Linked DNA regions of Homo sapiens: region 2 is linked to region 1. The links are chromatin loops, found by intact Hi-C in ENCODE. Cell type or tissue: B cell. All regions are shown on one strand. Links, peaks and the distances in the headings refer to the core of each region. The heading gives the core; the rest is flanking DNA. Region 1 holds the start of LOC112268418 (a long non-coding RNA gene). Region 2 holds the start of NAT8 (N-acetyltransferase 8 (putative)).

The links. A loop is a pair of places that touch in the nucleus more often than their neighbours do. Peaks named below come from ENCODE experiments on the same cell type or tissue, not always from the same donor. Only the 100,000 strongest peaks of a DNase experiment are listed, where the experiment ranks them.
Region 2: a loop joins it to region 1, with 17 times the contacts of the local background. A loop is called at or near these places in 7 of 110 quality-filtered maps.

What each region holds. Positions count from the first base shown.
Region 1 is chr2:73,690,932-73,707,043 of GRCh38, forward strand. It overlaps LOC112268418 (a long non-coding RNA gene), which reads left to right and starts at 2,934. Exons shown (of 2, transcript XR_007087079.1): 1 at 2,934-2,970; 2 at 3,786-6,578. It also overlaps the pseudogene NAT8B. RefSeq lists a silencer at 11,311-11,605. In B cell, for the core only: no CTCF peak of the experiment used is centred there; no DNase peak of the experiment used is centred there; H3K27me3 peaks cover 1,370 bases.
Region 2 is chr2:73,632,470-73,648,581 of GRCh38, forward strand. NAT8 (N-acetyltransferase 8 (putative)) reads right to left here and starts at 9,953. Exons shown (of 2, transcript NM_003960.4): 1 at 9,849-9,953; 2 at 8,254-9,233. The coding sequence starts at 9,159. The coding sequence ends at 8,476. It also overlaps the pseudogene ALMS1P1. In B cell, for the core only: no CTCF peak of the experiment used is centred there; no DNase peak of the experiment used is centred there; H3K27me3 peaks cover 252 bases.

The DNA.
Region 1 (16,112 bases), core at 4,192-12,191:
CTGAGGGATTTCCCAGTATATTGCTCCTCATAACACCCTTAAAAGAATATGGAGAAACAGAGGTTACAATAAATGGGGACTCATGTATAGTCTTGGTGGATACCAGAGCTACCTTATCTGCCACTACCGTAAAACACACTTTCATACGCCAACAGATCCCTCAGAGTTAAAAAGGCTATTTCTGTGGTTGGGGTTTCAAATCAAATTCAAGAGGTTCCCATATCTGAACCCGTCCAATTGACTTTGGGGCACTCTTCAGAAAATCACACTTTTTTACTGTATGATAGTGCTCCAGTAAATTTGCTAGAGGGAGATTTACTTTCAAAGCTGAAAGGGCATAGAAGACTACCTATTGGGTACATTGTACACTGCTTGGGAAATGGGCACACTAAAATCTCAGAACTCACCAGTAAAGAACTTGTCCATGTAACCAAAAACCACCTGTACTCCCAAAACAATTGAAATTGTTTAAATTAAAAAATTTTTAAAAGTGGGGAGGATGTAAAATTTTCCTTAGAAGGAGTAAGAATCAGTTTCCTGATTCTCCTGAACCAGAATTGTTATGCTCTCTATAGGCAGAAATTAATAAGATTGAAACTCAGGCCTGTAATGCCTGATCTTCCAAAAATACATGAATGTTTATGGGTCTCTTCCTCAACTGACACAGGAAGAATTTAAAGTGTGGAACTTATAAAAGTCCAAATAGACCACTCTAAACTTTTGCCTAAATTACCCAATATCCACTAAAACTAGAAGCAATTCAAGGGCTCTCGCCAATTATAGAAGATTTAATTAAACAGGGACTTATAATTCTATGCACCAGCCGTTGTAACACTCCAATCCTACTGGTTAAAAAAAAAATGGATGAGGTTGAAGATTTATTCAAGATTTATGGGCAGTTAACAAAATTGTAGTAGCAAGGTTTCCTATAGTCCCAAATCCTAATACTTTATTATCCAGTATACATGCTGATTCTTAAGTGGTTCACAATATTAGATCTCTGCTCAGCCTCTTTTTGCAATCCAATTCGTAAAGAGAGTCAATGCTTATTTGCCTTCACTTGGAAAAATCAGCAGTACCCCTAGACTGTGATGCCGCAAGGGTTTACCGAAGCCCCTTCGTATTTTTCCCAGGCCTTGCATCAGGACTTAATGACATTATAGTTTCCTTAAAATTCTACTCTCATTCGGTACATAGATGACTTACTATATGCTCTCCCACTAAAGAGTGCTCTGAAATGGACTCAGTTTACCTTTTACAGCAACTCACACATCAAGGTCAGAAAGCTTCAATAGAAAAACTTCAGTTTTCAAGGGGAAAAAGTCCATTATTTGGGACATGACTTGAAGGGATTTCCCTCTCACCTAAAAAGTTAAAAACTATTCAAAATTTTCCTTGGCCTGCAACCAAAAGATAATTAAATAGTTTTCTTGGACTTGCAGGATATGTTTTTAGACTTGCAGGATATAAAATTCCTGGGTTCTGAATTTTTCCTTAATAGCCTCACCATTTCATGAGCTCCCTAAAAAATGCTGTACCAGAGCCTTTATCTTGGGATGATAGTTACGAGCAGGCTTTTAGCTAAATAAAATTGACCTTGTAACAGCCTCCAGCTTTAGGACTTCCAAATTGCACTAAACTGTTTACCTAATTGGCTCATGAAAGTAATAATCAGGCATTTAGGAGTTCTTACCCAGGAACATGGGGAGAAACATAGGCCCATTGCATATTATAGCCTGCAATTAGACCCAGTAGCTAAGGTATATCCTAACTATTTAAAAGCAGTAGCAGCAGCAACCAGGATGAAAGAAGCTTCAGCTGATCTGGTTTTAGGAAATGAATTTAATTTGGAAGTCCCACATGCTAAATTCCACCCAAACCCAGCATTTTTTAGTAAGTAGACTAACATGAAATACTCTGTCTCCTTCTAATCTCTCTCTAAAACACTGCAATTTACTTAACCATGCCACTGTATTACTGCTGCCTGATGATGGTGAAGACCACAATTGCATAAGTGTAGCATCAGAAATAGTGGCCCCTCATGTTAATTTACAAGTTAGTCCTTTGGACAATCCTGAGTTAATACTTTTGTTGATGGGTCCTATGCCAAAAGCTCAGAAGGAAAATATCAGCTAGGATATGCTGTTACCAAAATGAGTTAATAGAGAAGGGACCCCTTCCTCTATTAGTCAGCTCTATTAGTCTAAGCTCTATAAGTCAGCTTAACTCTTGAAGATTTTTGCCCTCACCCAAGCTTGTCGTATAGCTAAAGACAAATCAGTAAGTATTTAGACAGATAGTAGATACGCTTTAGGAGTAGTACATGATTTTGGCATGATAGGGAAACTCTAAGGGTTTCTCACTTCTAGTGGGATCACCATCAAAAATGGACTCCAGTTAGATAAACTCCTAGTTTGCTGTTAGTGATCGAAGCTCATACCTGCAGAACTGAACCTGAATATCAAGGGAATGCTTAGCAGATATTTATGCTAAATCAGCTAGTACTGAAACTGTTCAGATATGCAACCTGAATGAACTTCATAAGATTAATCCAATCCAACTACCTTACAATGACCTATTTAATAAACAGTGCAATGCACCTCATTTGGAAAAACAAAACTGGTATCTAAAAGGATATAAATTCAATGTTAAGTGCAGACTCACAGAGGGCCTAGATGGCTGTCTGGTCTTTCCTGAGTCTTTGAAGCTTCTATTTTCAAAAGCTCTGTACTCCACAACTCATCATGGAACAGAAAAATACGTCCAAATTGTGAAAAAATACTTGTGGGATGATTGTTCCAAAATTGCTAGAATATATATATATATATATATGTATATATATTTTGAGACGGAGTCTCACTCTGTCACCCAGGCTGGAGTGCAAGGGCGCGATCTCAACTCACTGCACACTCCACCTCCCTGGTTCAAGTGATTCTCCTGCATCAGCCTCCCGAGTAGCTGGGACTACAGGTGTGTGCCACCATGCCCGACTAATTTTTTTTTATTTTTAGTAGAGATGGGGTTTCACCATGTTAGCTAGGATAGTCTGGATATCCTGACCTTGTGATCCACCTGCCTCGGCCTCCCAATATGCTAGGCTTACAGGCATTATCCACTGCACCCAGCCTGCTAGAATATTTTATAACCAATGTTGGCTTGTCAAACCCATAGTCCTGGAAAAACAAAAGATTCAGGTGGTGTATTGTATTTTCACCACCTAATGGATCATTTGAACAATTATAGATAGACTTCATTCAGTTGCCACCTTCAATGGGGGTCTCAGTATGTTCTTGTAATAGTTTCCATGTTTTCTGGTTGGGTAGAGGCCTTCCTGTGTAGGAAAGCTGATGCTGTGACAGTAGCTAAGAAATTATTAGAAAATGTGTTTTCTTTATGGAGCATCCCTGGAAAAATCCCCAGCAATAGGGGAATTCATTTTATTAGGCAGGTTATAAAGCAGTTAAACAAGGTGTTATGGACACAATGGCACTACCATTGTCCCTATCGCCCTCAGTCTTCTGAAAAGGTTGAAAGAACAAATGGCATATTAAAACTGAAATTGGCAAAGTTAACTGAATCAGTTGGGTTGCCTTGGCCAAAGGTACTATCATTGGACTTAATGACAATCAGATCCACTCTCACTAAAAAACAGAAGTGGATCCCTTATGAAATAGTCACTAGAAGGCCTATGCCCCAATAGTGAAACCTCATGCATCTTTCTGTCTCCTAAATTCTGATATGAGTAAGTACTGCAAGGCCATTATACCAAAGTGTACTTTCACCAGATAAAGGAAGCTTTTCAAGATCCACCAACTGAGGATAATCAAACCTTCCACAGTCTAGAACCTGGAGATTGTGTCTTCTGGAAATGACATCAGAGAAAGGCTGCTCTTGACAACTCTTTGGAAGGGACCGTGCTGAGATCTTCTCAACACCTACACTGCAGTGAAGCTTCAGGGCCTTGAAACTTGGGTCCACACCTCACAACTCAGAAGGGCCTCTTCAGACTCCTGGAACTGTACACCTGCTGGAGACTTTAAGGTAAAGCTGTCTAAGGAAATATCTCTCCAGAGCAGCGGGCATTCTAGCTGTGGACAGCTTTCCCAAGATCACAGATCAAGACTTCTGTATCATCATGAAAGCCTTACATTTTTTCTTTTCTCCGCATTTCCTGTTGCCCTAATTCTTTCTTTTTCCCTACAGAAAAATCCATGGGACGATAATCAGTGGATGGCTTTAGCTTGAGCATATGCTCTAGCACAGAACCAGAGTTTGTGGCTTATTGGGTTTGTTTTTATTGCCAAAAAAATAAGGAAACAATTCCGCTAATGCCAATGCCTCTCCATGTTGCCAATGAGAGTCACCCCAAAATTCCAAGGGAAGGATAGAAAGCTATCCTTGATATTCTGAACACCATTGCTACTTGTTTTCCTGCACTCACTAAAAGCAACACTTTAACTTTTCCTTTTTTTTTTTTTTTCTGAGGCAGTCTCACTCTGTTGCCTAGGTTGGAGTGCAGTGGCCTTATCTTGGCTCACTACAGCCTCCACCTCCAAGGTTCAAGCAATTCTCCTGCCTCAGCCACCCAAGTAGCTGGGACTCTAGGCATGCACCACCGCATCCAGCTGATTTTTGAATTTTTAGTAGAGACTAGATTTTGCTATGTTGGCCAGGCTGGTCTCGAACCTCCTTGCCTCAAGTGATCCACCAGCCTCGGTCTCCCAAAGTTCTGGGATTACAGGCGTGAGCCACCATGCCTGGCCTTAACTGTTTCAATTAATAACCTGATCAATACCAAAATATAGAAAACCAGTCCAAGTGATGCCTGCAAAAGATATATTGTGCTTTCAGGCATCATGCACTCAAGTTACGGGAATTACCTATGTGAGTACAAGTAATTGCTTGTATAATATCACCAGATTAAATTCAACAGGGTCTCTTTTTACTAAATGTGTTATACACCCTTACAACATACTACAGGGCGAGCACAAAAAGGTCAATTTCCCAGTGGATTTTGTTCAGGAGCTGTGTAGGTTTATTAATGAACAAATCTAACTGACCCCTGCTCAAATGCAACTATGTGGCCCTGTTTTTCAACTCCCAAGGGCCTATACTGGGTCTGTGGATAATCTGCGCATTTCATTCTGCCTCCTCGTTGACTCAGACCTTGCTGTTTGGTCTGGCTCACTTCTGCCTTTCAAATAGTTTCACCTAAAAATTCTCCTAACAGCTCTTATGATTGGAGGCCAAAATAGACAATAACTGAAATTAGCACTAGCTTTGAAATAGACAAAGATAAGCTAGTTTCCACTGAGGAAAGATTCCAGTGGGGTTCCTGGGGACTCACTCTTGGTGGTGGTGGGATACTAGTTGTATGGAATCTGAAGCTAATCCATATTTGGGGTCTTGGATTTTATAGCCAATCAGACATCCCAATGTTCCAGACAGGTAGAAGCTACTCTCCAAAAGGTAGATGTGGCCTGGTGCAGTGGCTCATGCCTGTAATTCCAGCACTTTGGGAGGCTAAGGCAGGTGGATCACCTGAGGTCAAGAGTTCGAGACCAGCCTGCCCACCATGGTGAAACCCCATCTCTCCTAAGTACAAAAAATTAGCCAGGCATGGTGGCGTGTGCCTGTAGTCCCAGCTACTTGGGAGACTGAGGCAGGAGAATTGCTTGAACCCAGAAGACAGAGGTTGCAGTGAGCTGAGATCACCCCACTACACTCTAGCCTGGTTAACAGAGCGAGACCCTTTCTCACAAAAAAATAAATAAATAAATAAATAAATAAATAAATAAATAAATAAAATAAACGAGGTAGATGTTACAGTTAATGGAACATCATGCAGCTTCATATCTCCTTTTTACTCAAGCTGGGGCCTATGTTTGGTATTGAACAAAATGGAATGCTGCAATTTTCTCTCTACTGATTTTGTTACTACAGAAAGCTTAATGTAAAGGTGGCTGATACTGCTGTTTCCTTAGACACTGACACCAAATACAATAAAGAAGTCTCTCAAGAGGAAAACATGGTGTGTTTACAGGAGCAACTAACAGTTGGTTTGTAGGCATCCTAAATGGTGGATGGCAAGCTTGGGTTTCCCAAAGGTTTCTAGTCTTTATATGTCTTCTAGTAGGTGTCCAGGTTAGTATGGCCTGTGTTACCAGAGTAACAATGAAAATGGCTACGTCTTTAAATCAGGCCACTTTACAGTGAACTATGGTCCTTAATTGCTATCACATTTCAAACAAGAACTATGACCAATTAAACTTTACTATTGTTGAACTGCCTATGTTGCCTGAACTTTGACTGGTTTAAGTTGGTTTCATTTATTTCATAAGAACTCTTGTTAAGGGGTGCACCTTGGTATTTTGATATTATTCTCTTGATAGTCATAATAATAGTTCCCTGGTGTGCTGCATCCTCTCAAGTCATAAATGTTTTGTATGCAGCCATACATTGAGAATTGAATGGTCTCACTTCAACTAGGTCAGCAAGAACATAAAGAATCATTTACCTAGTGTGAAGTTGTGACTTGTGAACTTCATAGTGACACCAATAAAGACTTGTGAACTCCATACTGAGACTAAAAGGACTTGTGAATTCCATACTGAGCCAATTTACAATAGTGGGAGAGTGGCATCAATGCCTAAACTTTTGATCAATCTCTCTAAATTGAGAGTCTGACAAAGAGAGGGGAGTTGATAAATGAAACTCAAATCCGGCCTGAGGAAGCCTTCATATTGCCATGCTTGAGTTCTTAAGGGTGAACCGTAATGTAACTAGTAGGCAGGCAGACTGAAAACCTAACTTAGGAGGATGCTTCTTTAGCAATAGCTGAGTCTCAGCCAATCCCATTGGCCATACTTCAACCACTCACAGGCAGCCGACTGTTGGAATCATGCCCAGATAAGGCAAACACCAAGCTGTAACCAATCTGGCTGTTTCTGTACCTCACTTCCATTTTCTGTATGTCACTTTCCTTTTTCTGTCCACAAATTTGCTTTGACAACACAGCATCCCTGGTGTCTGTCTGTATCTGCTGTAATTCTGAGGGCTGCCCAACTTGCAAAATATTTATTTTTCTTGCTCAATTACTCTGTGAAATTTAATTTGTCTAATGGATTTCTTTTAACAGAACTTATAATTAAAATGGAGAGCGGGTGTAAATATTTATAAAACTTGCAGCCTGGCCATGTGGTAGACAAGGAGGAATCCAAGCAGCCTGCTGAGCAACTACTTGCTGGAGACATTAGCATGTCTAAAAGGGAGCCAGGTGCTAATATTCAAGACAGTGGGAAAAGGCCTCAGAGGCATTTCAGAAGGCCCCTCCTATCACAGGCCCACAGGCCTAGGAGGACTGAATGGTTTCAGAGACCAGGCCCAGGACACCATTGCCCTATGTCACCTCAGGATGCTACTTCCCACATCCCAGCTTCTCCAGCTCCAGCCTTGGCTCAAAGGGCCCCAGGTGAAGCGCAGACCACTGCTTTGGAGGGTACAAGCCCTAAGCCTTAGCAGCTTCCATATGTTTTTTTTTTTGTCTTTTTTTTTTGAGACAGAGTCTTGTCCTGTCAACCAGGCTGGAATGCAACAGCACGATCTCAGCTCACTGCAACCTCTGCCTCAAAGGTTCAAGTGATTCTCCTGCCTCAGTATCCCAAGTATCTGGGATTGCAGGCATGTGCCATCATGCCCAGCTAATTTTGTATTTTCAGTAGATACGGGGTTTCACAATGTTGGTCAGGCTGGTCTCCAACTCCTGACCTCAGGTGATCCACCTGCCTCAGCCTCCCAAAGTGCTGGAATTACATGTGTGAGCCACCATGCCCAGCCTTCCATATGGTTTTAGGTCTGCAGGCTTGCAGAATGCAAGAGTGAAGGAGGCTTGGGAGCTTCCACCTAAATTTCTGAAGATGTATCAAAAAGCCTGGGTGCCCAGGCAGAAGCCTGCACAGGGCGGAGACCCCACAGAGAACCTCTACTAGGGCAGAGCCATGGGAAAACATAGGGTTGGAACCCCCATACAGGGTCCTCACTGGGACATTGCCTAGTGGAGCTGTGGGAATGGGGCCAATGCCTTCCAGACACCAGAAAGGTAGAGTCGCCAGCAGCTTGCAACCTCAGCATGGAAGACCCACAGGCTCAATCCCAACCTGTGAGAGCAGCCATGTGGGCTGCACCCAGCAAAGCCATAGAGACAGGGCTGCTCAAGGCCTTGAAAGCCCACTCCTCTCACCAGTATGGAGTTAAGGAAGATGATTTTGGAAGTTTCAGATTTAGTGTTTGCCCTGCTGGGTTTCAGACATGTGTGGGGCCTGTTGCCTCTTTCTTTTGGCCAATTTCTCGCTTTTGGAATGGGAATGCCTACCCAATACCTGTAACACAGTTGTATCTTGGAAGTATGTAACTTGTTTTTGATATAACAGCCTCATGGGTGGAAGGCATTTGCCTTGAGGCTCAGATGAAACTATGGATTCTGGACTTTTGAGTTGATGCTGGAACAAGCTGAGACATTGGGAAACTATCAGGAAGGGATGGTTGCATTTTGCAATGTGAGATGACATGAGATTTTGGGGTAAGAGGCAGACTGATATAGTTTAGATGTTTGTTCTCTCCAAATCACATGTTGAAATATGACCCCCAATGTTAGAGGTAGGGCCTAGTGGGAGGTGTTTCGCTCATAGGGGTGGATTCCTCATGAATGGGTTGGTGCTCTGTCCATGGTAATGAATGAGTTCTGGCCCTGTTAGTTCACATGTAAGCTGGTTGTTTGAAAGCACCTAGCATCTTTCTTGTGTGCTGTCTCGCCGTGTGACACACCTGCTCCCCCTTCAGCTTCCACCATAAGTGAAAGATTCCTGAGGCCCTCACCAGAAGCAGATGCCTGCACTGTGCTTTTTGTACAGCCTGCAAAACCATGAACCAAATACACCTCTTTTCCTTATAAATTACCCAGTCTCAGGTATTCTGTTATGATCCCCTGGAAGAGTTATACTACTTCCAGGTCTAGACCATGGTAAATCCCACACTCCCCTCTGAGGCCACCTTCTTCCCTCTGCAGAGACCCTGTGGTTAGAGTGGATTGGTTGTGTCTCTGGCCCCAATTCTTCTCCCGAGGCTGCATTCCACCCTTTTGCTATGTGACTTTGCAGCCCTTCATGATCATTACAGAGGCAGGTTCCTCTCTCCTTGAATTTGGGGAAGATGCGACGCATGCAGGAGTTTGAAAACACGTTTGTTTGCTTCTGCTTTTGTTTTTGCTCCTCTGCAATTTCCTTGAAACCATGCCTGAGCTAGCCTGAGGGAAAATGAAAAAGCACCATTGAGCTAATCTTTCAGCCAATCCCACTGCATTTGCACAATGCAGTCTGAGACCAGAGGAACTGCCCAGCCAAGCTCAGGCAAAATTGCTGACTTCAGACTCATGAGCTAAATAAATATTGATTTCATTTTATGATTGTTCTTATGCAACATTATCCTGGCACTAGAAAAATGAAACAGATGGGAATCAAAAAGACTGAATGAAGCAGAAACCCAGAAGCTACCCCACAGGCAATCGCATGGGACTCAGATGTTAATGGACAATAAGCTTTTATTGCACAGAAAGGTCATTGCAGTCAGAGGTTGGGGATTGCTTGCTGCTACAGCCGAATGGATTCTATTCTGACCAATACAGAAGGAAAGAAATCATAGACGCCCTGCCTGAGCAGAAGGGAGGTGATAGATGAAATGAACTGTATGAAGATCCACCAGCCTGGCCCACACGTGGAAGAAGGACTGGCCCGTCTTCTTGAAGCCCAAGCTCTGGTAGAGGCCCATGGCAGAGAGCTGGATGTTGCTGGTGTCCAGGACAACTTCACTGTAGCCCTAGTCCCGGGCAAACTGGAGGACAGTCCTGACCAGGGCTTTTGCTATCCCCTGACCACGGTGCTCATTGTCCACAGAGAGATGAAACAGCTGCAACCGCTTCTCCCTCAAGGTGGGATCATCAACGGGCAGAGCTCCTACTGTGCCCACCACCTTCTCTTCAGATTCACCCACCCAGAAGCAGGAGCCACACTCACTCAGGTAGGATTTGGTGATGTCAGACATGTCTGTGCGCAATGCTATGTCTACATACCGCGTCCAGGGTTTTTTGGCAAGGAACCACAGGGCAGGAAGGAGGCTGAGGCTGAACACGAGGGCCAGAATCCAGGAGCCAGAGACCAGGAGTAGGGCAAGGGCCCCCCCAAGTAAGAGTATGAGGGTTCGAGGCAGCTTCAGTAATCGCCGGAAGGTGGCTGGGGCGTGTTCGGCCATCCCCCGGGAGAGCAAGCCCACGACCTACTTGCGGTCGCTCTCCTGGTATTTGCGGATGTGATAAGGAGCCATGGACAGACTTCTGTGTCTGAAGTCACTGAGTCCAGGAAACAGAGCTAGGCCTCCCTGCACGCCTTTACGCCAGGCCTGGGGAAGAGAGAGGAAACCACGTGAGTGCCTGCATGGCTCCCAGCCTTGCAGGAACAGGGAGACCTGCTTAAGGGTGTGTCTTTCCGCGTTTGCCCATGAGGAAGCAGGCCTCTGCCACTGGGAGAAGGTAGCATGAGAAAGACCTGCATTGGAATCTGGCTCCATGCCTTTCTAGCTGTGTGACCTTGGGCATGTCACTTAACCTCTCTGAGCCTCCACTTCTTCATCTATAGAACAGGGGAGAAGAAAACCTGCCTTCTAGAGTTGTTTCGAAGATTGAATAAAATACCTTCTATAAAGCCCTGATAGATGAACTACCCACCACTCTTCCCTCTGTTTCCTTTTTCTGGCTCTCTCAGCTTCTTGGTGCATTGAGAGAGTACCTACCTCAGGCAGGCCACATGCCCAACCCTTTGGTGCTTCTCCAGGGACCATACATCGCAGAAATCCTGTGACCAAGCACAAGTTTCAGGAAAGGCTCCCTCCAGCTTTATTGTAAGTTTTTAGGTTGCTGAGGTGGCATAAGTGCCAAGCATAAAAAACAGCCCAGCCTCCAGATCCCAAGGAAGGTGCATGCTCAGAGCACTGTCCTTCCACCCAGTCCCCTCACCTGTCACCACAAGAGCCTTGAGTGTCCAGGGAGCTTCAGCTGTCAGCCGCTCACTGGCATCCAGGAGATACCGTCTGGGGCTTGCTCACCCCTGGAAAGCAGGCTGCCTGCCTCATTGCTTGGCTCCTGAATGTTTGGTAATCATCAACCCTAGGGTCAAAGAGCTGGGCTGTAACACAGCAGGGAGCCCAGTGTGCATTCCCCTTTATAGTCAAAGGGAATGGCCTGGAGGGGGAAACTCAGGGTCTGGAACCGCCTGGGTTCCTTGCCCTTCTGGAAGGCCTGCCACCTCTCTTGCCTGTTCAGGCCCTGGGCATCTTTCTGCCACCTGGCACACTTGATACTCTCTGAGATCCACCTTGGTCCCTGTACACATATACCACGAGCCTGAGAACTGTGCCATTCACCCTGCACTCAGTCACCATTGGCCAGAAGCCGAGTCCCCACACTTGGCAACAAGGCCCTTCCCAGCTAGGCTTCTCCATGCTGAGGTTTCCCTGGTCCACAAAGCATCGATTGTTGGCAGTTCTTTGCACTCACCTCACCAACCCCCACCTCCACCCATTCATTGATTCAGTCAACAGGTGTGTGCGATGCACTTCCCATGTCTGGGGGTCATTTCAGCCATGAGCAAGGTTGACATTCGGCTGACAGGCATGGCTGTGTGTGGCTTGTGTGTGTTCTGGCTGTTGGTCAGAGGCTGTGCCACACCCGTTGTTAAATATTTTGCACTGCAGATGTTGGAGAGGCCCAAATTCAAGCTCTTGTACCCGACGTGGAGCTGATCCCAAACACTGACACATGGGTGCTTGGAGATAGAGAAAGTTGTATTCGATTTGGCCAAAGCAAGAAGGCAGGAGAGGAAGATCTCTCAACTTCAGTTCAACAAAGAAGCAGCAGCAGAATGTTTTTATGCAGCTAGAGAGTGAGGAAGGGGGAGTTCAGGGGGATTGAGAGGAAAAGTCTGTGTTTCCTCAGTCTGAGATAACACCTTGTGCAACCAGGCTTCTCAGTGTCAGCAGCTGGTCACAGTGTCCTTCAAGGCATTCATTCCTTCTGCAAACTTTTCCTGACCCTGAAGGAATGTCTTCCTGCTGAACAAAGAAACAGTGCATGAGCAGTTTATCATTATGTTGTGGGAACAAGGAATATTGGACCAAAAGCAAGTGGTTAACATGTGCAAGCCAGCAACGGTCTGATCAGAATGTTCATTATTTCAGTCACTAAAACATGGTATGGTGCTGAAATCTCAAGGGGCCCAATTACAAGGATGCAACATATACAAGATAGGCAAAAGCAAAACCTAACAGAAAAAGCCCTTTTCCACACCAACTTACATGCTATTGAAGGGAAACTTCCCTAAAAGATTAGCCAACCCATTGTTGATCAGCCACGCTGGGCCCGTCATCTAGGTTAGGTAGTTTGGACTCTATTCCAAGAGCAAGGGGAGGACATTGATATGCACAGAGGGGAGAAGGGGTGTGTGTGTGTGTGTGTGTGTGTGTGTGTGTGTGTGTGTGTGTGTGTGTGTGCGCGCTTCACTCTGGCTGCAGGTGGACAATGGATCTGAGGAGGTGGGAATGGAAGCAGCTACCCCTTAAGGCTAGTGCCGCATCCAGGCAACAGCAGGGCCCCCAGTGCAGGGATGCAGGTGCTCACTGTACAAGAGCAGCTGGCCCAGAGGGGCTGGTAGGAGCTAAAATCGGGCCTCCCGTTGCCAAGCCATGAGCCATGGCACGAAACTGAGACTGGCCAAAGGAAAAGGCAACCTTTTCTTATTTGCTCGAAGGCATTGCTTGCCTGCTAAACTCTGCATCCAGTGGACTGCATGGCTTGAGGCTGTGCCTAGCTCTGTGTTCACAAAGAAGCCGCCTGGGCTAGCAGAGGCCCATGAGACAGCAGTGGCTTCAACAGAGGGAGGAAGTCAAGAATGTGAGACATGAGCCACATGGAGGTGCACTTGGGGCAGAAATGGCAGGAGTTGGAATGATTCACACAGGGAGGAGGATGAGGAAGGGCTCAGAGATGACAGCCAGGCTTCTGGTAGGGGCATTCAGGAAAACACTGGAGAGAGCCCAGATCTGGAAAAGTCAAGGCTTCCCCTAAAGGTGCTGCCCTGCAGCCTTCCTCAGCAGAAACCAGAGGCTGGGAGTCAGCAGCAGGAACCCAGGGCCAGCCAGTGGAGGCTGCTGAGATTCCAGATCTTTGGTACCCAACACCACCTCCGAGGAAAAGTCTAAGGAGCATCAAGTCTGGGCAGGAAGTCCATGGCTTATCTTTAGAGTGTTCTCAGAACAGTTCAGTGTCAAGCAGGAGTTGGCCTAGGAATTACAAGAGGTGAGCAGCTGCTTCAAAGCACCACTGAGTACTTCTAGTGTGAGTCTGACCAATATTCAGAGTCAGAAACCTGCCGGTCACTTGGAGGGGGAGAGGTTTGTGCTCCGTCCCTGTGTGCTGTCTCTTCCTCCATGCTCACCCGTGGCTGTGGCTTCCTCAAAACACAGCGACCTCACTTGACATTCAGGCATCTCTTGCTCCCAGGATCTACTGTGACTTCTGCATTTTTGTAGCTTTCCTGATAAAAGCCTGGGCTTTCCTTGTCAGACCTGAAAGATTCATTTATTCATTCAACAAACAGTTCCCGAGGACCTGAGGTGTGCCGGGCCTGGACTTGGCATGAAGGCACCAGATGTTGGAAGCGAGGCTGCCGCCCAGGAGGACACACCTGATGGGGCTCTGGGAACAGGATGATGGTGGAGACATCACATCCGGAATAACTTTGTTAGGAGGGTTGAACTTGACAGTTAGGACTTTTATGTTGCACTTGTTGAAAAGCCACCTAAAATTGTCATAAGTAAGAGAGGTGATCTAATGGCCCATGAAACTGCCAACTCCAGGAAGACAGACAGGGTGACCTGAAAGTGGGTTTGACCTGTTGGTTTTTCTGCCATTCTGTGGGTGGCATCAGCTTCCTGCCAAGACTGGCACTGCATAGGATGTCGGGTGTTTGCCAGCCCAGTTGAAGCTGTCTGCTTCCTTGCTCACCAACAGCAGAAAGGTGGGGGCTATTCCCCACATTCCAGGTGACAGAGAAGGTTTACATGGGGACTCAGTCACACTTTCTGGGGACTGTACATTTCATAGCAGAATCCAGGTTATATTAAAGGAGTCCTGGCCGAAGGATGCCAGCACCCCATAGAGATGGAGAGCCCCAGGGAGCTCAAGGGCTGAGGGGCTGAGGGGCTGAGTGACAGTGAGCACTGCCCACAGAGGGGGTGCCCTGCAGTCAGGAGGGGTGGGAAACGGGTGCAGATCGGCAGCCAACAGAGGCCCACCCACATGAGCACAGGTGGAGTTGCTGGTGCGATGAAGAGTGTGCTGGTTGGGAGTGGAGGGCTGGGGGCCGGTAGCCGGTTTGGGAAACCCAAGCTGAGCGAAAGGTGTGCCAAGGCCTGTGGTGGTGCCTGTTAACAGAAAAATCAAACTGTTAGATGATCTGAAAGAGGTATCTTCTGAGCCAATATGAGTGACCACGGTCTGGGGATCTCAAGAGGTCCTGAAAACGTGTGCTGGGGCCGTCGTTTTCTACATTTGAGGGGACAGGAATTGGAGTAACATCATAAATTAATCCATGGAAGGTGTACATTGACTGGGCCTAACAAGGTGGGATATTGTGAAGCAGCAGGGGGCATTATAGATCACAGGTGGATTCAAAGATTTTCCGATTGGCAATTGGTTGAAAGAGTTCAGCTTTGTCTAAAGACCGTGAAGTTGGTACAAAAGAATGCTTCAGTTCAGAGAGAGGGGTCTGCCTCTGCCACGTGATGCTGTCCCAGAGTCAGGTAGGAAAGTCAGCCACAGTATCCTGGGTCAATTTAAACCCCACTGAAGGAGACTCTGTGGTTTCTAGGGTGTGTGTTAATTCTTGCCTTGCAAGGCCTTAAGTCTTGTTCATAATCTGTTACTGATTGTCACAGAGTCCATTCTGAATAATCTAATGATGCCTATTTTAACATTCATGCCAGTCAAGTGATTCTCCTGCCTCACCCTCCCAAGTAGCTGGGACTACAGGTACACGCCGCCATGCCCGGCTAATTTTTGTATTTTTAGTAGATACAGGGTTTCACCATGTTTGTTAGGCTGGTCTCGAACTCCTGACCTCGTGATCTGCCTGCCTCGGCCTCCTAAAGTGCTGGGATTACAGGCAGGAGTCAGCACGCCAGGCCCAGAGTTTTCTAAATGAGACTTGGTGTAGCCAGTGAGCTTCTGTTGCCTGCTGTGACATGGGTGCTATTGTTCCCATTAAAAACTCAGACCTCTGCCTCGGGAGACAGGGCTCAGCTGCAGCCTACTCAACTAAAACATGAAGCGCTGCTTCGTGGGCACCACAGCGGCTCCTTAAACTTGCAATGGTGTGCAAATTTGTGGGCTCACTTTCTACATCCGATCTTCAAAGGTGTCTGCGATCCCAGAAGGTTGGGAACTATTAAATTTGATCATTTCTGAAATGTCTTCCAGTTTAAAAGTCTTCAGTTCCAGTTCATTTTCAATTCCTGAATAAAGGGATGAGTCTTGGAGCTTCTGGAAGCTGGCCTGGAACTGAGCACTTACTGCAGACAGTGCCTGAAGTGCAAACCCAAAGGTGCGTAGATCTGGGCTGCATGTGAAAGCTTTCATATTCAGGTCTTACTTTGCGACAGTGAGGGGTGACCAGGGAAGCCTATATGAGGGGCGGGGGCAAACCAAGGCAGCCTGGGAGCTGCCTTAACCACCTCTCACCTCACTTCCTCAGAGATAAGGTTTTCTTGAAGGGAACGTGCAGATTTATACAAAATACTAACAAGCTGAGATTTTAATTTTTTAAGCAATAAGGAAAAACAGAACTTTTCACTCCAAAGACCCTGTGTTAGGCTCGGCAGAACTGGTGGCACATCTCAGGAGTCATGGGGCAATGCTCTCAGAAACAATGTTAGGGAAAAAAAAAAAAAAACGAAAAACAATGAAGAGGCTTAATTCTTCTTGTTAAAGGAAGAGGTATCCTCTGTCCCTT
Region 2 (16,112 bases), core at 4,269-12,268, 58 kb before region 1:
AATTTTTCCTTAATAGCCTCACCGTTGTATGAGCTCACTAAAAAATGCTGTACCAGAGCCTTTACCTTGGGATGATAGTCATGAGCAAGCTTTTAGCTAAATAAAATTGGCCTTATAACAGCCTCCAGCTTTAGGACTTCCAAATTGCACTAAACTGTTTACCTAATTGGCTTATGAAAGTAATAATCAGGCATTTAGGAGTTCTTACCCAGGAACATGGGGAGAAACATAGGCCCATTGCATATTATAGCCTGCAATTAGACCCAGTAGCTAAGGTATATCCTAACTGTTTAAAAGCAGTAGCAGCAGCAACCAGGCTGAAAGAAGCTTCAGCTGATGTGGTTTTAGGAAATGAACTTAATATGGAAGTCCCACATGCTAAATTCCACCCAAACCCAGCATTTTTTAGTAAGTAGACTAACATCTTATGAAATGCTCTGTCTCCCTCTAATCTCTATCTAAAACACTGCAATTTACTTAACCATGCCCCTGTATTACTGCTGCCTGATGATGGTGAAGACCACAATTGCATAAGTGTAGCATCAGAAATAGTGGCCCCTCATGTTGATTTACAAGTTAGTCCATTGGACAATCCTGAGCTAATACTTTTGTTGATGGGTCCTATGCCAAAAGCTCAGAAGGAAAATATCAGCTAGGATATGCTGTTACCAAAATGAGTTAATAGAGAAGGGAATCCTTCCTCTATTAGTCAGCTCTATTAGTCTAAGCTCTATAAGTCAGCTTAACCCTCGAAGATTTTTGCCCTCACCCGAGCTTGTCATATAGCTAAAGACAAACCGGTAAGTGTTTAGACAGATAGTAGATACGCTTTAGGAGTAGTACATGATTTTGGCATGATAGGGAAACTCTAAGGGTTTCTCACTTCTAGTGGGATCACCATCAAAAAAGGACTCCAATTAGATAAACCACTAGATTGCTGTTATTGATCGAAGCTCATACCTGCAGAACTGAACCTGAATATCAAGGGAATGCTTAGCAGATATTTATGCTAAATCAGCTAGTACTGAAACTGTTCAGATATGCAACATGAACGAACTTCGTAAGATTAATCCAAGCCAACTACCTTACAATGACCTATTTAATAAAGAATGCAATGCACCTCATTTGGAAAAACAAAACTGGTATCTAAAAGGATATAAATTCAATGTTAAGTGCAAACTTGCAGAGGGCCTAGATGGCTGCCTGGTCTTTCCCGAGTCTTTGAAGCTTCCATTGTCAAAAGCTTTGAACTCCACAACTCATCATGGAACAGAAAAATTCATCCAAGTTGTGAAAAAATACTTGTGGGATGACTGTTCCAAAATTGCTAGAATATTTTTTTTTTTTTGAGATGGGGTCTCACTCTGTCACCCAGGGTGGAGTGCAGTCGTGCGATCGTGGCTCACTGCACCCTCCACCTTCCTGGTTCAAGTGATTCTCCTGCCTCAGTCTCCCGAGTAGCTGGGACTACAGGTATATGCCACCACGCCTGGCTAATTTTTTTTATTTTTAGTAGATATGGGGTTTCACCATGTTAGCCAGGATGGTCTCGATCTCCTGACCTCATGATCCACCTGCCTCGGCCTCCCAAAGTGCTGGGATTACAGGTATGAGCCACTGCACCCAGCCTGCTAGAATATTTTATAACCAATGTTGGCTAGTCAAACCCATAGTCCTGGAAAAACGAAAGATTCAGGTGGTGTATTGTATTTTCAACACCTAATGGACCATTTGAACAATTATACATGGACTTCATTCAGTTGCCACCTTCAATGTGGGTCTCAGTATGTTCTTGTAATAGTTTCCATGTTTTCTGGTTGGTTAGAGGCCTTCCTGTGTAGGAAAGCTGATGCTGTGACAGTAGCTAAGAAAATATTAGAAAATGTGTTTTCTTTATGGAGCATCCCTGGAAAAATCCCCAGCAATGGGGGAATTCATTTTATTAGGCAAGTTATAAAGCAGTTAAACAAGGTTTTATGGACACAATGGTACTACCATTATCCCTAGCACACTCAGTCTTCTGAAAAGGTTGAAAAAACAAATGACATATTAAAACTGAAATTGGCAAAGTTAACTGAATCAGTTGGGTTGCCTTGGCCAAAGGTACTATCATTGGATTTAATGGCAGTCAGATCCACTCACTAAAAAACAGAAGTGGACCCCTTATGAAATAGTCACTAGAAGGCCTATGCCCCAGTAGTAAAACCTCTTGCATCTTTCTCTCTCTGAAATTCTGATATAAGTAAGTACTGCAAGGCCATTATACCAAGTGTGCTTTCACCAGATAAAGGAAGCTTTTCAAGATCCACCAATTGAGGATAATCAAACCTTCCACAGTCTAGAACCTGGAGATTCTGTCTTCTGGAAATGACATCAGAGGAAGGCTGCTCTTGACAACTCTTTGGAAGGGACTGTGCCGAGTTCTTCTCAACACCTACACTGCAGTGAAGCTTCAGGGCCTTGAAACTTGGGTCCACACCTCACAACTCAAAAGGACCTCTTCAGACTCCTGGAACTGTACATCTGCTAGAGACTTTAAGGTAAAGCTGTCTAAGGAAAAATCTCCAGAGCAGATGACATTCTAGTTGTGGACAGCTTTCCCAAGATCACAGATGAAGACTTCTGTATCATCATGAAAGCCTTACATTTTTTTCTTTTCTCCTCATTTCCTGTTGCCCTAATTCTTTCTTTTTCCCTACAGAAAAATCCATGGGACCATAACCAGTGGATGCCTTTAGCTTGAGCATCTGCTGTAGCACAGAACCAGAGTTTGTGGATTATTGGGTTTGTTGTTTATTGCCAAAAAAATATAAGGAAACAATTCCACTAATGCCAGTGCCTCTCCATGTTCCCAATGAGAGTCACCCCAAAATTCCAAGGGAAGGATGGAAAGCTATCCTTGATATTCTGAACACCACTGCTACTTGCTTTCCTGCACTCACTAAAAAGAACACTTTAACTTTTCCTTTTTTTTTTTTTTTCTTTTTTTGAGACAGTCTCACTCTGTTGCCAAGGTTGGAGTGCAGTGGCCTGATCTTGGCTCACTGCAGCCTCCACCTCCCAGGTTCAAGGGATTCTCCTGCCTCAGCCACCCAAGTAGCTGGGACTACAGGCGTGCACCACCGCATCCAGCTGATTTTTGAATTTTTTGTAGAGACAGGGTTTTGCTATGCTGGCCAGGCTTGTCTTGAACCTCCTGGCCTCAAGTGATCTGCCAGCCTTGGTTTCCCAAAGTTCTGGGATTACAGGCGTGAGCCACCACACCCTGCCTTAACTGTTTCAATTAATAACCTGATCATTACCAAAGTATAGAAAACCAATCCAAGTGATGACTGCAAAAGATATATTGTGCTTTCAGGCATCATGTACTCAAGATTTGGGATTTACCTATGTGAGTACAAGTAATTGCTTGTATAATGTCACCAGATTAAATTCAACAGGGTCTCTTTTTACCAAATGTTTTATATACCCTTACAACATGCTATAAGAGGGGCACAAAAAGGTCAATTTCTCAATGGATTTTGTTCAGCAGCTATGCAGATTTATTAATGAACAAATCTAACTGAACCCTGCTCAAATGCAACTAGGTAGCCCTGTTTTTCAACTCCCAAGGACCTATTTTGGGTCTGTGGATAATCTGCATATTTCATTCTGCCTCTTCGTTGGCTCAGATCTTGCTATTTGGTCTGGCTCACTCCTGCCTTTCAAATAGTTTCACCTAAAAATTCTCCTAACAGCTCTTATGATTGGAGGCCAAAATAGTCAATAACTGAAATTAGCACTAGCTTTGAAATAGACAAAGATAAGCTAGTTTCCACTGAGGAAAGATTCCAGTGGGGTTCCTGGGGGCTCACTCTTGGTGGTAGTGGGATACTAGTTGTATGGAATCCAAAGCTAATCCATATGTGGGGTCTTGGATTTTATAGCCAATCAAACATCCCAGTGTTTCAGACAGGTAGACACTACTCTCCAAAAGGTAGATGTGGCCTGGTGCAATGGCTCATGCCTGTAATCCCAGCACTTTGGGAGGCCAAGGCAGGTGGATCGCCTGAGGTCAGGAGTTCGAGACCAGCCTGCCCACCATGGTGAAACCCTGTCTCTACTAAGTACAAAAAATTAGCCAGGCATGGTGGCACGTGCCTGTAGTCCCAGCTACTTGGGAGGCTGAGGCAGGAGAATTGCTTGAACCCAGGAGTCACAGGTTGCAGTGAGCTGAGATCACCCCACTGCACTCCAGCCTGGGTGACAGAGCAAGACCCTGTCTCAAGAAAAAAAAAAAAAAAAAAAAACAAGAGGTAGATGTTACAGTTAATGGAACATCATACAGCTTCATATCTCCTTTTTACTCAAGCTGGGGCCTGTGTTTGGTGTTGAACAAAATAGAATGCTGCAGTTATCTCTCTCCTGATTTTGTTACTACAGAAAGCTTAATGTAAAGGTGGCTGATACTGCTGTTTCCTTAGACACTGACACCAAATACAATAAAGAAGTCTCTCAAGAGGAAAACATGGTGTGTTTACAGGAGCAACTAACAGTTGGTTTGTAGGCATCCTAAATGGTGGATGGCAAGCTTGGGTTTCCCAAAGGTTTCTAGTCTTTATATGTCTTCTAGTAGGTGTCCAGGTTAGTATGGCTTGTGTTACCAGAGCAACAATGAAAATGGCTACATCTTTAAATCAGGCCACTTTACAGTGAACTATGATCCTTAATTGCTACCACATTTCAAACAAGAACTATGACCAATTAAACTTTACTGTTGTTGAACTGCCTATGTTGCCTGAACTTTGACTGGTTTAAGTTGGTTTCATTTATTTAATAAGAACACTTGTTAAGGAGTGCATCTTGGTATTTTGATATTATTCTCTTGATAGTCATAATAATAGTTCCCTAGTGTGCTGCATCCTCTCAAGTCTTAAATGTTTTGTATGCAGCCATACATTGAGAATTGAATGGTCTCACTTTGACTAGGTCAGCAAGAACATAGAGAATCATTCACCTAGTGTGAAGCTGTGACTTGTGAACTTCATAGTGACACCAGTAAAGACTTGTGAACTGGCTGGGCATGGTTGCTCACGCCTGTAATCCCACACTTTTAGAGGCCAAGGCGGGCGGATCATGAGGTCAGGAGATCAAGACCATCCTGGCTAACATGGTGAAACCCCGTCTCTACTAAAAATATACAGAAAAATTAGCTGAGCGTGGTGATGGGCACCTGTAGTCCCAGCTACTTGGGAGGCTGAGGCAGGAGAATGGCGTGAACCCAGGAGGCGGAGCTACAGTAAGCCAAGATCATGCCACTGCACTCCAGCCTGGTGACAAAGCGAGACTTTGACTCAGAAAAAAAAAAAAAAAAAAGACTTGTGAACTCCATACTGAGACTAAAAAGACTTGTGAATTCCATACTGAGCCAAATTACAATAGTGAGAGGGTGGCATCAATGCCTAAAGTTTCGGTCTATCTCTCTAAATTGAGAGTCTGACCAAAAGGGGGGAGTTGATAAATGAAACTCAAATCTGGCCTGAGGACGCCTTCACATTCCCATATTTGAGTTCTTAAGGGCGAACCGTAACGTAGTTAGTAGGTAGGCAGACTGAAAACTTAACTTAGGAGGATGCTTCTTTAGCAATAGCTGAGTCTCAGCCAATCCCACTGGCCATATTTCAACCACTCACAGGCAGCCAACTATTCGAATCATGCTCAGATAAGGTAAACACCAAGCTGTAAACAATCTGGCTGTTTCTGTACCTCACTTCCATTTTCTGTATGTCACTTTCCTTTTTCTGTCCACAAATTTGCTTTGACAGCACAGCATCCCTGGTGTCTGTCTGTATCTGCTGTGATTCTGAGGGCTGCCCGATTTGCAAATTATTCATTTTTCTTGCTCAGTTAAACTCTGTGAAATGTAATTTGTCTAATGGATTTCTTTTAACAGCACTTATAATTAAAATGGAAAGAGGGTGTAAATATTTAGAAAACTTGCAGCCTGGCCATGTGATAGACAAGGAGGAATCCAAGCAGCCTGCTGAGCAACTATTTGCTAGAGACATTAGCATATCTAAAAGGGAGCCAGGTGCTAATATTCAAGACAGTGGGAAAAGGCCTCAGAGGCATTTCAGAAGGCCTCTCCTATCACAGGCCCACAGGCCTAGGAGGACTGAATGGTTTCAGAGACCAGGCCCAGGGCACCATTGCTGTATGTCACCTCAGGATGCTACTTCCCACATCCTAGCTTCTCCAGCTCCAGCTTTGGCTCAAAGGGCCCCCGGTGCAGCTCAGACCACTTCTTTGGAGGGTACAAGCCCTAAGCCTTGGGAGCTTCCATATGGTTGTTTTTTTTTCTTTTTTTGAGACAATCTTGCCATGTCACCCAGTCTGGAATGTAACGGTGCGATCTTGACTCACTGCAACCTCTGACTCCAGGGTTCAAGCGATTCTGCTGCCTCAGTATCCCAAGTATCTGGGATTGCAGGCATGCACCATCATGCCCAGCTAATTTTGTATTTTTAGTAGAGATGGGGTTTCACAGTGTTGGTCAGGCTGGTCTGCAACTCCTGACCTCAGGTGATCCACGTGTGTCAGCCTCCCAGAGTACTGGAATTACATGTGTGAGCCACCATGCCCAGCCTTCCATATGGTTTTAGGTCTGCAGGCTTGCAGAACGCAAGAGTGAAGGAGGCTTGGGAGCTTCCACCTAGATTTCAGAGGATGTATCAAAAAGTCTGGGTGCCCTGACAGAAGCCTGCCACAGGGGCAGAAACCCACAGAGAACCTCTACAAGGACAGAGCCATGGGAAAACATAGGGTTGGAACCCCATACAGAGTCCCCACTGGGACATTGCCTAGTGGAGCTGTGGGAATGGGGCCAATGCCCTCCAGACAGCAGAAAGGTAGAGTCACCAGCAGCTTGCAACCTCAGCGTGGAAGACCCACAGGCATTCAATCCCAACCTGTGAGAGCAGCCATGTGGGCTGCACCCAGCAAAGCCATAGAGACAGGGCTGCTCAAGGCCTTGAAAGGCCACTCCACTCACCAGTATGGAGTTACGGAAGATGATTTTGGAAGTTTCAGATTTAGTGTTTGCCCTGCTGGGTTTCAGACATGTGTGGGGCCTCTTGCCTCTTTCTTTTGGCCAACTTCTCCCTTTTGGAATGGGAATGCCTACCCAATACCTGTAACACAATTATATCTTGGAAGTATGTAACTTGTTTTTGATATAACAGCCTCATAGGTGGAAGGAATTTGCCTTGAGGCTCAGATGAAACTATGGATTCTGGACTTCTGAGTTGATGCTGGAACAAGCTGAGACATTGGAGAACTATCAGGAAGGGATGGTTTCATTTTGCAATGTGAGATGACATGAGATTTGGGGGTAAGGGGCAGACCAATATAGTTTAGATGTTTGTTCTCTCCAAATCATATGTTGAAATATGACCCCCAATGTTAGAGGTGGGGCATAGTGGGAGGTGTTTCGCTCATAGGGGTGGATTCCTCATGAATGGGTTGGTGCTTTGTCCATGATAATGAATGAGTTCTGGCTCTATTAGTTCACATGTAAGCTGGTTGTTTGAAAGCACCTAGCATCTCTCTTGTGTGCTGTCTCGCCATGTGACACATCTGCTCCCCCTTCAGCTTCCAACATGAGTAAAAGATTCCTGAGGCCCTCACCAGAAGCAGATGCCTGCACTGTGCTTTTTGTACAGCCTGCAAAACCATGAACCAAATACACCTCTTTTCCTTATAAATTACCCAGTCTCAGGTATTCTGTTATGATCCCCTGGAAGAGTTATACTACTTCCAGGTCTAGCCCATGGTAAATCCCACACTCCCCTCTGAGGCCACCTTCTTCCCTCTGCAGAGACCCTGGAGTTAGAGTGGATTGGTTGTGTCTCTGGCCCCAATTCTTCTCCCGAGGCTGCATTCCACCCTTTTGCTATGTGACTTTGCAGCCCTTCTCACTGCAGAGACAGGTTCCTCTCCTTGAGTTTGGGGAAGATGCAACACATGCAGGGGTTTGAAAACACATTTGTTTGTTTCTGCTTTTGTTTTTGCTCCTCTGCAATTTCCTTGAAACCATGCCTGAGGTAGCCTGTGGGAAAACGAAACAGCACCATTGACCTAGTCTTTCAGCCAATCCCACTGCATTTGTACAATGCAGTCTGACACCAGAGGAACTGCCCAGCCAAGCTCAGGCAAAATTGCTGACTTCAGACTCATGAACTAAATAAATATTTGTTTCATTTGGTGGTTGTTCTTATGCAACATTATGCTGGCACTAGAAAAATGAAACAGATGGGAATCAAAAAGACTGAATGAAGCAGAAACCCAGAAGCTACCCCACAAGCAATCACATGGGACTCAGATGTGAATGGACAATAAGCTTTTATTGCATTGAAAGGTCATTGCAGTGAAAGGTTGGGGATTGCTTGCTGCTACAGCTGAATGGATTCTATTCTGACCAATACACACAGAAAGAGATCACAGACTCCCTACCTTAGAAGAAGGGAGGTGGTAGATGAAATGAACTGTATGAAGAGCCACTAGCCTGGCCCACACACAGAAGAAGGACTGGCCCGTCTTCTTGAAGCCCATGCTCTGGTAGAGGGCCATAGCAGAGAGCTGGATGGTGCCGGTGTCCAGGATAACTTCACTGTAGCCCTGGTCCCGGGCAAACTGGAGGACAGTCCTGACCAGGGCTTTTGCTATCCCCTGACGACGGTGCTCACTGTCCACAAAGAGATGAAACAGCTGCAACCGCTTCTCCCTCAAGGTGGGATCATCAACAGGCAGAGCTCCTACCATGCCCACCACCTTCTCTTCAGACTCAGCCACCCAGAAGCAGGAGCCACGCTCACTCAGGTAGGATTTGGTAATGTCAGACATGTCTGTGCACAATGTCATGTCCACATACTCCGTCCAGGGTTTTTTGGCAAGGAACCACAGGGCAGGGAAGAGGCTGATGCTGAACACGAGGGCTAGAAGCCAGGATCCAGAGACCAGGAGTAGGGCGAGGGGCCCCCCAAGTAAGAGTATGAGGGTTCGAGGCAGCTTCAGCAATTGCCGGAAGGTGGCTGGGGCATGCTCGGCCATCCCCCGGGAGAGCAAGCCCACAACCCACTGGCGGTCGCTCTCCTGGTATTTGCGGATGTGACAAGGAGCCATGGACAGACTTCTGTGTCTGAAATCTCTAAGTCCAGGAGACAGAGCTAGGCCTCCCTGCACGCCTTTACGTCAGACTGGGGAAGAGAGAGAAAATCATGTGAGTGCCTGCATGGCTCCCAGCCTTGCAGGAACAGGGAGACCTGCTCAAGGGTGTGTCTTTCCGCGTTTGCCCATGAGGAAGCAGGCCTCTGCCACTGGGAGAAGGTAGGGTCAGAAAGACCTGCATTGGAATCTGGTTCCATCCCTTTCTAGCTGTGTGACCTTAGGCATGTCACTTAACCTCTCTGAGCCTCCATTTCTTCAACTATAGAACAGGGGAGAAGAAAACCTGCCTTCTAGAGTTGTTTTGAAGATTGAATAAGATGCCTTCTATAAAGCCCTGGTAGATGAACTACCCACCGCTCTTCCTTTTTCTGTTTCCTTTTTCTGGCTCTCTCAGCTTCTCCGTGCATTGAGGGGGCACCTACCTCAGGCAGGCCACACGTGCAACCCTTTTGTCCTTCTCCAGGGACCATACATCGCAAAAATTCTCTGTCCAACACAAGTTTCAGGAAAGGCTCCCTCCAGCTTTATTGTAAGTTTTTAGGTTGCTGAAGTGGCATAAGAGCCAAGCATAAAAAACAGCCCAGCCTCCAGATCCCAAGGAAGGTGCATGCTCAGAGCACTGTCCTTCCACCCAGTCCCCTCACCTGTCACCACAAGAGCCTTGAGTGTCCAGGGAGCTTCAGCTCTCAGCCGCTCACTGGCATCCAGGAGATACCGTCTGGGGCTTGCTCACCCCTGGAAAGTAGACTGCCTGCCTTATTGCTTGGCTCCTGAATGTTTGGTAATCATCAACCCTAGGGTCAAAGAGCTGGGCTGTAACACAGCAGGGAGCCCAGTGTGCATTCCTCTTTGTGGTCAAAGGGAACGACCTGGAGGGGGAGACTCAGGGTCTGGAACCGCCTGGGTTCCTTGCCCTTCTGGAAGGCCTGCCACCTCTCTTGCCTGTTCAGGCCCCGTGCATCTCTCTGCCACCTGGCACACTTAGTACTCTCGGTCCCTGTCCACATATACGATCCACCCTGGTCCTTGTACACATATACGACGAGCCTGAGAACTGTACCATTCACCCTGCAATCAGTCACCATTGGCCAGAAGCCGAGTCCCCATGCTTGGCAACAAGGCCCTTCCCAGCTAGGCTTCTCCTCGCTGAGGTTTCCCTGGTCCACGAAGCATCTGTTGTTGGCAGTTCCTTGCACTCACCTCACCAACCCCCATCTCCACCCATTCATTGATTCAGTCAACAGTTGTGTGTCATGCACTTCCTGTGTCCTGGGGTCATTTCAGCCATGAGCAAGGTTGACATTCGGCTTGACAGGCATGGCTGTGTGTGGCTTGTGTGTGTTCTGGCTGTTGGTCAGAGGCTGTGCCACACCCGTTGTTAAATATTTTGCACTGCAGATGTTGGGGAGGCCCAAATTCATGCTCTTGTACCCGACGTGGAGCTGATCCCAAACACTGACACATGGGTGCTTGGAGATAGAGAAAGTTGTATTCGATTTGGCCAAAGCAAGAAGGCAGGAGAGCAAGATCTCTCAACTTCAGTTCAACAAAGAAGCAGCAGCAGAATGTTTTTATGCAGCTAGAGAGTGAGGAAGGGGGAGTTCAGGGGGATTGAGAGGAAAAGTCTGTGTTTCCTCAGTCTGAGATAACACCTTGTGCAACCAGGCTTCTCAGTGTCAGCAGCTGGTCACAGTGTCCTTCAAGGCATTCATTCATTCTGCAAACTTTTCCTGACCCTGAAGGAATGTCTTCCTGCTGAACAAAGAAACAGTACATGAGCAGTTTATCATTATGTTGTGGGAACAAGGAATATTGGACCAAAAGCAAGTGGTTAACATGTGCAAGCCAGCAACGGTCTGATCAGAATGTTCATTATTTCAGTCACTAAAACATGGTGTGGTGCTGAAATCTCAAGGGGCCCAATTACAAGGATGCAACATATACAAGATAGGCAAAAGCAAAACCTAACAGAAAAAGCCCTTTTCCACACCAACTTACATGCTATTGAAGGGAAACTTCCCTTCCAAAGATTAGCTAACCTATTGATGATCAGCCACGCTGGGCCCGTCATCTAGGTTAGGTAGTTTGGACTCTATTCCAAGAGCAAGGGGAGGACATTGATATGCACGGAGGGGAGGAGGTGTGTGTGTGTGTGTGTGTGCGCACGCAAGCATCACTCTGGCTGCAGGTGGACAATGGATCTGAGGAGGTAGGAATGGAAGCAGCTACCCCTCAAGGCTCATGCCACATCCAGGCAAGAGCGGGGCCTCCAGTACAGGGATGCAGGTGCTCACTGTACAAGAGCAGCTGGCCCAGAGGCTCTGGTGGGAGCTAAAACTGGGCCTCCCTCTGGTTGCCAAGCCATGAGCCATGGCACGAAACTGAGACTGGCCAAAGGAAAAGGCAACCTTTTCTTATTTGCTCAAAGGCGTTGCTTGCCTGCTAAACTCTGCATCCAGTGGGCTGCATGGCTTGAGGCTGTGCCTAGCTCTGGGTTCACAAAGAAGCCGCCTGGGTTAGCAGAGGCCCATGAGACAGCAGTGGCTTCACCAGAGGGAGGAAGTCAAGAAGGTGAGACATGAGCCGTATGGAGGTGCATTTGGGGCAGAAATGGCAGGAGTTGGAATGATTCACACAGGGAGGAGGATGAGGAAGGGCTCAGAGACGACAGCCAGGCTTCTGGTAGGGGCATTCAGGAAAACACTGGAGAGAGCCCAGATCTGGAAAAGTCAAGGCTTCCCCTAAAGGTGCTGCCCTGCAGCCTTCTTCAGCAGAAACCAGAAGCTGGGAGTCAGCAGCAGGAACCCAGGGCCAGCCAGTGGAGGCTGCTGAGATTCCAGATCTTTGGTACCCAACACCACCTCCGAGGAAAAGTCTAAGGAGCATCAAGTCTGGGCAGGAAGTCCATGGCTCATCTTTAGAGTGTTCTCGCAACATTTCAGTGTCAAGCAGGAGTTGGCCTAGGAATCAAAAGAGGTGAGCGGTGGCTCCAAAGCACCACTGAGTACTTCTAGTGTGAGTCTAACCAATATTCAGTCAGAAACCTGCCGGTCACGTGGAGGGGGAGAGGTTTGTGCTCCGTCCCTGTGTGCTGTCTCTCCCTCCATGCTCACCCGTGGCTGTGGCTTCCTCAAAACACAGCGACCTCACTTGACATTCAGGCGTCTCTTGCTCCCAGGATTTACTGTGACTTCTGCATTTTTGTAGCTTTCCTGATAAAAGCCTGGGCTTTCCTTGTCGGACCTGAAAGATTCATTTATTCATTCAACAAACAGTGGCCGAAGGCTTGTTATGTGCTGTGCCTGGACTTGGCATGAAGGCACCAGATGTCAGAAGCGAGGCTGCTGCCCAGGAGGACACACCTGATGGGGCTCTGGGACCAGGACGATGGTGGAGACATCACATCCGGAATAACTTTGTTAGGAAGGTGAACTTGACAGTTAGGACTTAGTTCTCCTTGAAGACGTCCTTCACATCCCTTGTGAGTTGGATTCCTAGGTATTTTATTCTCTTTGAAGCAATTGTGAATGGGAGTTCACTCATGATTTGGCTCTCTGTCTTTTATTGGTGTACTTGTGATTTTTGCACATTGATTTTGTATCCTGAGACTTTGCTGAATTTGCTTGTCAGCTTAACGAGATTTTTGGGCTGGGATGATGGAGTTTCTTTTGTGGGCATTTAGTGCTATAAATTTCCCTCTACACACTGCTTTAAATGTGTCCCAGAGATTCTGGTCTTTGTTCTCATTGGTTTCAAAGAACATCTTTATTTCTGCCTTCATTTCATTATGTACCCAGTAGTCATTCAGGAGCAGGTTCAGTTTCCATGTAGCTGAGTGGTTTTGAGTGAGTTTCTTAATCCTGAGTTCTAGTTTGACTGCAATGTGGTCTGAGAGACAGTTTGTTGTAATTTCTGTTCTTTTACATTTGCTGAGGAGTGCTTTACTTCCACCTATGTGGTCAATTTTGGAATAAGTGCGATGTGGTGCTGAGAAGAATGTATATTCTGTTGATTTGGGGTGGAGACTTCTGTAGATGTCTATTAGGTCTGCTTGGTGCAGAGCTGAGTTCAATTCCTGGATAGCCTTGTTAACTTTCTGTCTCGTTGATCTGTCTAAAGTTGACAGTGGGGTGTTAAAGTCTCCCATTATTATTGTGGTGGGAGTTTAAGTCTCTTTGTAGGTCTCTAAGGACTTGCTTTATGAATCTGGGTGCTCCTGTATTGGGTGCATATGTATTTAGGATAGTGAGCTCTTCTTGTTGAATTGATCCCTTTACCTTTATGTAATGGCCTTCTTTGTCTCTTTTGATCTTTGTTGGTTTAAAGTCTGTTTTATCAGAGACTAGGATTGCAACCCCTGCCTTTTTTTGTTTTCCATTTGCTTGGTAGATCTTCCTCCATCCCTTTGTTTTGAGCCTGTGTGTGTCTCTGCACGTGTAATGGGTCTCCTGATGGTCACACTGATGGGTCTTGACTCTTTATCCAATTTGCCAGTCTGTGTCTTTTAATTGGAGCATTCAGCCCATTTACATTTAAGGTTAATATTGTTATGTGTGAATTTGATCCTGTCATTATGATGTTAGCTGGTTATTTTGCTCATTAGTTGATGAAGTTTCTTCCTAGCATCGACGGTCTTTACAATTTGGCATGTTTTTGCAGTGGCTGGTACCGGTTGTTCCCTTCCAGGTTTAGTGCTTCCTTCAGGAGCTCTTGTAGGGCAGGCATGGTGGTGACAAAATCTCTCAGCATTTGCTTGTCTGTAAAGAATTTTATTTCTCCTTCACTTACGAAGCTTAGTTTGGCTGGATATGAAATTCTGGGTTGAAAATTCTTTTCTTTAAGAATGTTGAATACTGGCCCCCACTCTCTTCTGGATTGGAGTTTCTGCCAAGAGATCAGCTGTTAGTCTGATGGGCTTCCCTTTGTGGGTAACCCGACCTTTCTCTCTGGCTGCCCTTAACATTTTGTCCTTCATTTCAACTTTGGTGAATCTGACAATTATGTGTCTTGGAGTTGCTCTTCTCGAGGAGTATCTTTGTGGCGTTCTCTGTATTTCCTGAATTTGAATGTTGGCCTGCCTTGCTAGGTTGGGGAAGTTCTCCTGGATAATATCCTGCAGAGTATTTTCCAACTTGGTTCCATTCTCCTCATCACTTTCAGGTACACAAATTAGATGTAGATTTGGTCTTTTCACATAGTCTCATATTTCTTGGAGGCTTTGTTTGTTTCTTTTTACTCTTTTTTCTCTAAACTTCTCTTCTCGCTTCATTTCATTCATTTGATCTTCAATCACTGATACCCTTTCTTCCAGTTGATCGAATTGGCTACTGAGGCTTGTGCATTTATCACATAGTTCTCATGCCATGGTTTTCAGCTCCATCAGGTCATTTAAGGACTTCTCTACCCTGGTTATTCTAGTTAGCCATTCGTCTAATCTTTTTTCAAACTTTTTAGCTTCTTTGCGATGGGTTTGAACTTTCTGCTTTAGCTTCGAAAAGTTTGATTGTCTGAAGCCTTCTTGTCTCAACTCGTCAAAGTCATTCTCTGTCCAGCTTTGTTCCGTTGCTGGCAAGGAGGTGTGTTCCTTTGGAGCGGGAGAGGCGCTCTGATTGTTAGAATTTTTAGCTTTTCTGCTCTGGTTTCTCCCCATCTTTGTGGTTTTATCTACATTTGGTCTTTGATGATGGTGATGTACAGATGGGGTTTTGGTGTGGAGGTCCTTTCTGTTTGTTAGTTTTCCTTCTAACAGTCAGGACCCTCAGCTGCAGGTCTGTTGGAGTTTGCTGGAGCTCCACTCCAGACCCTGTTTGTCTGGGTATCAGCAGCGGAGGCTGCAGAACAGGGAATATTGCTGAACAGCAAATGTTGCTGCCTGATCATTCCTCTGGAAGCTTTGTCTCCGAGGGGTACCCAGCCGTGCGAGGTGTCAGTCTGCCCCTCCTGGGGGATGCCTCCCAGTTAGGGTACTCGGGGGTCAGGGACCCACTTGAGGAGGCAGTCTGTCCATTCTCAGATCTCAAACTCCATGCTGGGAGAACCACTACTCTCTTCAAAGCTGTCAGACAGGGACATTTAAGTCTGCAGAGGTTTCTGCTGCCTTTTGTTCAGCTATGCCCTGCCCCCAGTGGTGGAGTCTACAGAGGCAGGCAGGCCTCCTTGAGCTGCGGTAGGCTCCACCCAGTTCGTGCTTCCTGGCTGCTTTGTTTACCTACTCAAGCCTCAGCAATGATGGGCGCCCCTCTCCCAGCCTCGCTGCCACCTTGCAGTTCGATCTCAGACTGCTGTGCTAGCAAAAAGCGAGGCACTGTGGGCGTGGGACCCTCCAAGCCAGGCGCGGGATATAATCTCCTGGTGTAGTGTTTGCTAAGACCATTGGAAAAGCGCAGTATTGGGGTGGAAGTGATCTGATTTTCCAGGTGCTGTCTGTTACAGCTTCCCTTGGCTAGGAAAGGGAATTCCCTGACCCCTTGCACTTCCTGGGTGAGGCGATGCCTTGCCCTGCTTCGGCTCATGCTCAGTGGGCTGCACCCACTGTCCTGCACCCACTGTCTGACAAGTCCCAGTGAGATGAACCTGGTACCTCAGTTGGAAATGCAGAAATCACCCGTCTTCTGCGTCGCTTATGCTGGGAACTGTAGACTGGAGCTGTTCCTATTCGCTCATCTTGGAACTGCCCAACACTCCATCCTTATCTATAACCCAGCATTCTTCTATACCCCATAGAAAGCACCCCTTACACTCGGACATGCACAGGAAGGAAGCTGCTAATTGGAGGGAAGACTCACTCACACTGTCCCCAGGCTCCACTCCAAAGGTGGCCAGTGCAGCTCTTTCACCTCCATTACCTCCAAGTGGTGCTGTCACTCACAGTAAGCCCAGAAGAGCAGTCTGACCTCCACATAGAGCCC